Linked DNA regions of Homo sapiens: all the other regions are linked to region 1. A link is a contact called in ENCODE Hi-C or POLR2A ChIA-PET data. All regions are on one chromosome and are shown on one strand. Each heading gives the region's core, a stretch centred on a gene start or an enhancer-like site at or near the end of the contact. The rest is flanking DNA. Distances are from core to core; before and after follow the strand shown.

The links. Hi-C counts contacts between places; a loop is a spot of excess contacts on that map. ChIA-PET counts read pairs that join two places held with the same protein, here RNA polymerase II (POLR2A). Pooled maps may share reads with other maps.
Region 2: a pooled map shows a loop between it and region 1 (6-fold over the local background). The contact joins two enhancer-like sites. A Hi-C loop is called at or near these places in 3 of 37 single-sample maps with no recorded cell type and 5 of 50 pooled maps.
Region 3: a map with no recorded cell type shows a loop between it and region 1 (9-fold over the local background). The contact joins the promoter of AK4 here to the enhancer-like site in region 1. A Hi-C loop is called at or near these places in 4 of 37 single-sample maps with no recorded cell type and 5 of 50 pooled maps. POLR2A ChIA-PET finds 5 or more read pairs at or near these places in 1 of 52 experiments (common myeloid progenitor, CD34-positive).

The regions. Positions count from the first base shown.
Region 1 is chr1:64,862,873-64,865,580 of GRCh38, forward strand. It overlaps JAK1 (Janus kinase 1), which reads right to left. Exons shown (of 25, transcript NM_002227.4): 8 at 1,915-2,100. Among named protein-coding and RNA genes, the nearest start is that of JAK1, 100 kb to the right of the region's middle. Within about 2 kb of position 1,344, at least 27 of the 41 ENCODE cell types and tissues checked have a DNase peak (open chromatin) inside an H3K27ac peak, as active enhancers do.
Region 2 is chr1:65,173,344-65,176,051 of GRCh38, forward strand. All of the region lies in intron 1 of AK4 (adenylate kinase 4), which reads left to right. Among named protein-coding and RNA genes, the nearest start is that of AK4, 26 kb to the left of the region's middle. Within about 2 kb of position 1,353, at least 11 of the 41 ENCODE cell types and tissues checked have a DNase peak (open chromatin) inside an H3K27ac peak, as active enhancers do.
Region 3 is chr1:65,146,829-65,149,536 of GRCh38, forward strand. It overlaps AK4 (adenylate kinase 4), which reads left to right and starts at 1,375. Exons shown (of 5, transcript NM_013410.4): 1 at 1,375-1,724. The coding sequence starts at 1,580. RefSeq lists silencers at 542-781, 792-1,291, 1,672-1,971, 2,032-2,311 and enhancers at 1,905-2,623, 2,624-2,708.

The sequences.
Region 1 (2,708 bases), core at 94-2,593:
CATGCCTCTTGATTAGTCTCAGATTCCTCATTTCAAGTAGAGCTGATGCTCAGTCCCCTAAGGTTCTTACAAGGACTAAGACAGACCAAGATACAGGCACAGCATATAACACGGGGCCTAATATCCAGGATGCAGCATGTGACACGGGGCCTAATATCCAGGATGCAGCATATAACAGGGGGCCTAATACCCAGGATGCAGCATATAACACAGGGCCTAATACCCACGATGCAGCATATAACACGGGGCCTAATACCCAGGATGCAGCATATAACACGGGGCCTAATATCCAGGATGCAGCATATGACACGGGGCCTAATATCCAGGATGCAGCATATGACAGGGGGCCTAATATCCAGGATGCAGCATATGACACGGGGCCTAAAATCCAGGATGCAGCATATGACACGGGGCCTAATATCCAGGATGCAGCATATGACACGGGGCCTAATATCCAGGATGCAGCATATGACACGGGGCCTAATATCCAGGATGCAGCATATAACACGGGGCCTGATATCCAGGATGTGCTCCATCAACAGCACTTCTTCTTTTCTCCCTCCATTTCGCATCTTTCCATTAACATCCATCTGAGCTCTTCTACTTCTCCCTCTTCACTTTGTTTTTACTATATTTTTCTAATAAAATTAATGTAAGTTTTTTGTTTAAAAAAAAAGGAGGGGAGAATAAGAAAATTAAAACCACTCATAATGCCACCATAAATAAGTAGCTGTTAATATTTATTTTTCTAAGAGCATGTGTATATACATGCATACCTATTGATATTTTGAACAAAACTGGTCCCATTCTATAGGTAAAGTTTTATATCCTGCTTTTTCCCCTGACCTTTTTTCCAGGTCATTAAAAAATTCAGCAACCTGATTTTCTAATATTCTGCTTCTCAGGCAAATTGTGATTTATTTTCCTATTCTCCTATTATTGTATATTTAAGTTATTTTCAGAATTTTGACACTTTAATTACTACTGGAATGAATATTCTTATTCATAAACCATAACCTGCCTCTCACATTGTTTCTGGAAGATAGATTCATTCTCTAGATTCCTGAACAGAGGGATATATAAATATTTTCAAGGCTTTTAACAGGTTACCAAACTGTTTTCCAAAAGGTTATATCAGAAAGACAAGTTATTCTGAATACAAGAGAGTGACTGTCTGCCCTAAACCGTATCACCAGGCTCTTCCTCAGCACTGAGCGTTATCATTGTGACACAGTATCTGCCACATTTTGGCAGAATGTGGCCTTTCCTGGTGTTGGCTCCACTCACCTTAAGAGTGCTAGCTGTCTCACCAGCCGCTCTCTCTGCATGTTGTTGGCTGTGACTTCCCCTGACACAAACAGGTTTATTTTGGCAGAGTTCCCACTTCCTGCTTGTTTAGATTATGTCCTCAAGTGATACCAAAAAAGAGGAAGTGAGATTAAACACCCTTTCCTCTGTCCGAGAGTCACTGGGGTGTGCCTGACACCATATCGATGACTGCCACTGTGGCCGAGGCTCGCCTGAGGGCAACGTGGGGCTTCCTGCTTTGCACTTCAGCTCAGCAGAGAGGCCGTGCCAGAACCCTTGGGAGGAAACACTGACATTCGCTGGTTTTCTTTTCCTTCAAATCCACTAGCTTTGTGAATTAAATATTGATGCTGAGGTGTATTTGGGAGGGAAGCAAATCCTAAGGCAGATTCACATTTCTGAGACCAAAGAAAGGCACTGGAATGTATCGGTGTAACTTTAAAACACTGAGAATGCCTTGGTAATAGGAACTTTTTGGCTTCAATAAGAAAATCCTGTTTTCTCTTTAGGACAGGAACTCTGAAAATCATGTGCTGCAGAACGGAACTCAGCAATTCTCCCTCTCATCACCAGATCCAGACTTAAGAGCTTCTGGGACAAACTTACCATTTTCTTGTTGTCCTGCTTGTTAATGCTGACCACAGACTCCTTTATTACAATGTGAGTGATTTCAGGGAAGTAAGAAAAATTGTTCCACTCTTCCCGGATCTTGTTTTTCTCCTCATCCTTCTTGTGTTTATTTTCCAGTTTTTTCCGCTTCAGTTTATTTTTTTCCTTTTCAACAGAAACAACCTGATAAGATACATAAAAGGGACAGGGTTAAGTTGCTTTCTTCATTTTCTATTGGTAAAAGGTCAGTGCTGCTGGGAAACCTATGCAGGGCCTAGGTCCAAGGAAGAGAAAGCCAGCTCTTCTGGACTTGCAGGATTGGGGGAGTTGGCACCTGCAGGGTTAGGACCAAAGAACTGGGTTGTATCAGGGAATCCTGGGCTTTCATATCTGGAAGAGACCTTAATGAGCACACTGTCTAAACTATATAATACGCAATGTGCACGGAAACTCAGAAAGGGAAATCACTGCTCACTAGACATGCATCTACATTCAGGTCTCCTCACTTCCAGACTACTACACATGCTCTGACACAAACAGATAACATACTCTTCCCAGTTACCACTGAGCTGAACATGAGCTTTCTCCTATCACCAATCGTCTTGACTTTGTAACAGTACTCAAGTCGGGATTTTCCAGAGAAGACACGAATTTCATGCTTGAAATAATCTACACACTGAATAATATATATCTGCACAAGTGAAAATATTTTGTGTCGCATGAGCCCTGGAGACCAGAGATCTAGGTTAAGTTCCTGCCTCTGCCAATTACTTAACTAGTTACATCATCTC
Region 2 (2,708 bases), core at 103-2,602, 310 kb after region 1:
GCTGTCCCTGTCCTCCAGCTTTATATACCGAATTAGAAAGACTTGGGCCCTCATCCTTTACTCAGTGGCTTCCCGGCACTCCACACCACATCTCTAATACTGGGTATTTTCTCTGGTCACCTCTTCCTCAGATTGCATACTTCCCTGTAATTTTTCACTTCTGCGTTTCAGTCTTTCCTTGGAAAGGCTGCCCTTTCTGTATGACTTCATCCCATGTTGGACCCGACCCTCCTTCTTTCCTTCTCCCAAAGCACTACTCATACCTGTAATCCCAGCACTGTGGGAGGCCAAGGTGGGCAGATCGCTTGTGCTCAGGAGTTCGAGCCTGGGCGGCATGGTGGAACCTCATCTCTACAAAATACAAAAATAATTAGCCAGGCGTGGTAGCGCACGCCTGTAGCCACAGCTGCTTAGGAGACTGAGGTGGCAGGATCCCCTAAACCCGGGAAGCTGAGGATGCAGTGAGGCATAATTGTGCCACTGTACTCCAGTCTGGGTGACAAAGGGAGACCCTGTCTCAAAAAAAAAAAAATAGACTACTTAGCTGAGGTGGTTGTATTAAGGTTTGGGGTGATGGGGATTAGAGTCTGGCACAAGGAAGTTGACATGGCATGTTAGACACCGGTGTCCTAAAAACCTATCAGCCATTCCCCACACACCCCTTCAGCCACTGCCTGCCCCTCCCCTGGCTTAGGTTCAGCTCACTGATTTCTTGCTCTTTTCCCTTCTGGAGAGTCTGCTCTTTTTCTGTTCCTCAGCTTTCAATCCTCCAATACCAGAAGGATTTGGCTTTCTAATCCAGAATAGTTTCCCTCTTCACCCTCAACCCCCCAAATAAACCCTAGCCTTACCTTTATTGATCCAAAAACTCATTAGTTTTTCCTGAATGAAGGGCCCAGAGCAAAGCATAGGCAGATGTTTTGACACTCTAGTTGTTTTTTTTTTAACCTGATTAAATTTTTAGATGAAGTTTATTTTCCCCCAAGTCTCTCTAAGAATACAAGGAACTCGTTTTCTTAATTCAGAGACTGAGTTTTCTTAATTTTCTTTCTTAAATTCAGAGACCGAATTTCCCTTTGGCAAAGACAGATCCTCGAGTGTCAGGACTTATTATTATTTTTTTCTTGGCTACAATTTGCCTTCTTTTTTCTTTTAACATACCTCATTTACTCACTTAATTTAAAAAATACTGTTGGGATCCTTTGCTCCCTGAGCCTTTGTTTAAGTCACTGAGCTCAACAAGACCTGCCCTTGAGGTGTTCTCAGTTCACAAGGGGAAAGGGGAAAGGGACAGATGGTTGAACAAAGAATTACGGTGTGAGAGAAATTGCTTGAGGAAGTGAGCAAAGGCTTTGGACACAGGGTCTAGGGAGCTACTTGCTGTAGGGCATGTGTTAAGAGTTCAGGCTTTGGAACCACATTGACTGGGAAGCCAGCCAGGCAAGTTACTCAAACACTTTCTATTTCTTCAACCACAAACCAAGAATAATAATGGTACTACTTCATACGGTTGTTGTAAGAATTAATTGAGATAATACGTACAAGGGAGTATAGAAAGACTTGACCCAATATTTGCTTATTTATTTTTTCTTTTTAAAATTTTTATGGATATCTATTTTTAATGTGCTCCATGGTAGGAATTAGCTTAATCCTGCAATTAAGTGAAACACATTTTAAGAATGTATAATATTTTCTCTTTTTGTGTGCCACTTTTTATTTTAAACAACCAAAATAGTGGTCATGACCTTCATTTGACAACCCCTGGTCCAGTACTTCCTAAGTGTTTCATTACTGTTGCCACTGGTATCGTTGTTCTTGCTGGCTGTTGAAGGATGATTGTGTGTTGGCCCGCTCAGTGGACTGCTTGTCCTTGCTGATTGCTGAGGAGGTCCTGTCAGAAGAGTGTCCGCATCAGCTCTCCCTGTTCCCGTTTCCCTTCCGGAGGTTGCTGAGCAGCACACATTTTTGGAGCCCTTGCTGTAGTTCTCCAACAGGGCATTGCCAGAGTTACTACAGAGAGAGAGAGGGAAGACTCTCATGGGCAGCAGTAGCAATCCATCCTGTGTGAGCAGATGGCACTGGAGAATAGCAGCCTTGCTTCTGCTGAGCTGCAGCCAAGATCCTGTTCAGAGAGGCAGCCAACAAGGTGCATGGCACAGCCGGATAGATTCACACTCTGGGCCTTGTGCAATGGCAAGGAATTACTATTTGTGTTGCTTTAAAAGTGACATTCCTCCTTATCCTCTGAATGCGTCTAGTACTTGGGCTGTGCTCAGGTTACAGGGAGGCTGTTCTATGGTTTTTACAGAGTAAGAAAATCCAGAGGGCCCCTGAGATTTCCAATGTAATCCTACTCTGTAGGGCTGAAAGTGCCTGCTATGGTGGATACCAAGGCAGATTTCCAGAACATGAGCTTGAGGAGACGGTTAAACATTCTGGGTTTAAAACTCTTCTGTGATTTTGGCAAATCTTTCAGATTACTTGCCGTTTTCCTATTTGCTCCCTTGCCCAACTTCTGTTGCATTCATCCCAATCTGCTTTTCTCCTCCGCTGCTTATATAAAGCCGCGTGTGGTATTACACCAGATGTTCATGGTGTGTTTATGAATGCATGTGTTCCTATCCCGGGCCAAGAAAATACACTTGACATAGGACGTCCAAAATTTTTTGGCTTATGAAGCTCCAGTATCTTTTACTTTCACTACTTAT
Region 3 (2,708 bases), core at 125-2,624, 280 kb after region 1:
GGAGTCTTATGGGCACTTATCCCACTAGTTGGGGTGGGAAATTAAAGGCTGTGTGTAAGGTGGGCACAGATCTAACAGAATGTGGATTGGGATATGCAGGGGAGGGTGGAGTGGGGGAAGACAGACTCCATTTGGACTTGGTGAGTTATAGGTGCAGCACCAGCATAATGCGCATGGAAGTCCTGGAATCATTTACCAAGAAGGTCCTGAACACAGGTGAGGGACATCCCCTTCTTCCCTGTTCCCTAAGGCGCCTAGACTTTGGAGTCAGTCAGTCTTGGGTTCCAGCCTCCCGCTAGGACGCAATTTCTTGAGAGCAGGATTCGATCTGTTGTTCACGGCTAGATCCTAAGCGCCTAGAATAGTTTCTGGCACACAGTAGGCACTCAATAAACATTTGCAGAATGAATCAATGAATGAATGGTCACGCTCCATTCCTCGGCTGTAAACACAATGAAATCACCTAGCCGCAAACTTGGCGCACAGTAGGCGCTCAACAAGTTGTATTTTTCCCTTCCCTTGCAGTAGACCGCGGTCCCCAGGCGACCGCGAAAGAAAAAAAGGGGTTTCTCTACCTCGCGTGGTCTGCACCTCGCTTCGCCCCCGCAGCCCTCGCTGGGTCGCAGGGAGCACGTGGGCCAGGCAGGCTGGGTGGGAGTGGAGTGGAGTGGAGGGGAGGGGGCGGCGGCCAGCGGCTCGCGCGGAGCCGGTCTCCCGGGCTTACGTAAGGCGCGAGTCCCGCGCGGCCGGCCGGGGCTCCGCGACTGGGCGGGCGGAGGCGGCGCCGCCCTGCAGGATCCGGGCTGGAAGCCTCTCGGAGTGCTGCCTCCAGCCAAGGTGTGTGTTTATTTGATTGCTTTTGGTGGCGAGGCGCGGGGCTCGGGCTCGTCGCGCGCCCCATGGCCGGGGAGCGCATCCGCCAACCCCGGGCGGAGGTGGGCCCCTCCGAGCGCGCGCGGGCGGCGGGCAGCGGCGGCAGCTGAGACTCCGGGGGATGTGACAGCCGCCGGGGAGGGGACGAGACGCAGACCACACGTTGCCCACGTGCGAGGACCGGGCAGGGGCTCAGCCCCTAGGCCGCCCGGTGCGTGGGGCGGCGGGGGCTGGCTTTGAGTCACCCCCGCTTGTGCCAGCTTCCCCGGCTCGGCGGAGACTGGCTTGGGGATGCCTGGCCGCCCGGCCCCCTTCTCGGACGCGGCGTGGGGAGCGAGCTGGAGTTAAGGATGAAGGTGGGACTGGCCGGGCCGACCTCTGACCCCTGGAGGCCGAGTCGGCAGGGCGGGGCACGGCGCGCTTCAGCAGCTTTGCGTGGGGGCGAGGAGGTGGAGGAGGGCGAGGAGGTGGAGAAGGGCGGGGAGGTGTAGCGTGGCGCTCAGTCCGCCTGCTACTCGGTCCCGGCGCTGGGCTGAGGGGAGGGGTTGTCTTAAAAGTCTCTCCTTCCCCCTGTAGGGGCGGCCGGCGAGTCCCAGTGAGAGCGGAGGGTGCCAGAGGTAGGGGGCCGAGAAACAAAGTTCCCGGGGCTTCCTCCGGGGCCGCGGTCGGGGCTGCGCGTTTGACCGCCCCCCTCCTCGCGAAGGCAATGGCTTCCAAACTCCTGCGCGCGGTCATCCTCGGGCCGCCCGGCTCGGGCAAGGGCACCGTGTGCCAGAGGATCGCCCAGAACTTTGGTCTCCAGCATCTCTCCAGCGGCCACTTCTTGCGGGAGAACATCAAGGCCAGCACCGGTGAGGGGCTGCGGGGACGAGGGCCGGGGGCGAGCCGCGTTGGGCTGGGGTGAGGCCCTGGAGGGACTGGGGCTCCCGGATCACGGCGCCCTTCCCCCGCCCGCGTGTGGTCGTGCAGGCTCGTACGTGCCGGGGCGCATGCAGCTGGCGGCCGCGCGGCTTAACCGCGCCTGGGGAGGAGGCCGAGGCTCCAGGGGCGGCCGGTGGGAGGTGCCCACGGCTCCTCTCCACCGCTCCTCCTGTCGCGAGGAATAGCCCGAGCCACCCGGCCGAGGGAACGAGAACTAGGCAGGGAAAACCCGGAGCTTCCGTCTCACGCTGCCCTCCTTAAGGCAGAGCCGTCCCCGTACCCCTTAGCCCTGGCCCCCTCCCCCGAGTCCCTAGAGAGCCGCGCGCCCCCTCCCGCGGGAGCCCAGAGGCGGAGCGCCGCCCACCTGTGGCAGTCGGGCGGGGCCGCGCGCCGGGGAACCTGTGGCGCCGGGGGGCTCGCAGCCTCGCGCCTCTCCAGCCCCTCCACGCAGCCTCGGGCCTCGGGGCAGAGCCCTGGGTGGCTTTGAAAGGCCTGTCTGTTCGTTGTCGCCTTCTAAGGTAAACTCTCCCCAGCAACTCCCCCCCCTCCCGAAGCCGCCGGGCCTGGCCGTCAGGAGACTCGGAGGAGACTCGTTCTGATAAATTACATTTTGTAATGCAGCTTTCCTGGAAATGGCTTCTTGAGCTGCCTCCCTTGGCATGAGATGCCTCCTTTGGCTGGCGTGGTGAACTTGGGGATATATAGATCGCCTGATTTCTTAGTCTGACGGGGTTGAGTGCGTCCCTTTCCCCCTCTCCTCCCACTCCACGTTCACACCAGTTCCGAAAGAATTGGCGTTAAAAGGCGAGAGGTAGCGGTTGTGCTGCTGCGAGGCTCTTAACCCTTCTGGGATGGAGATGCTGGTAATTAGCAACTCCTTTATGAAAAGTTGTTCTTCCCAGCAGGGGTCCTTT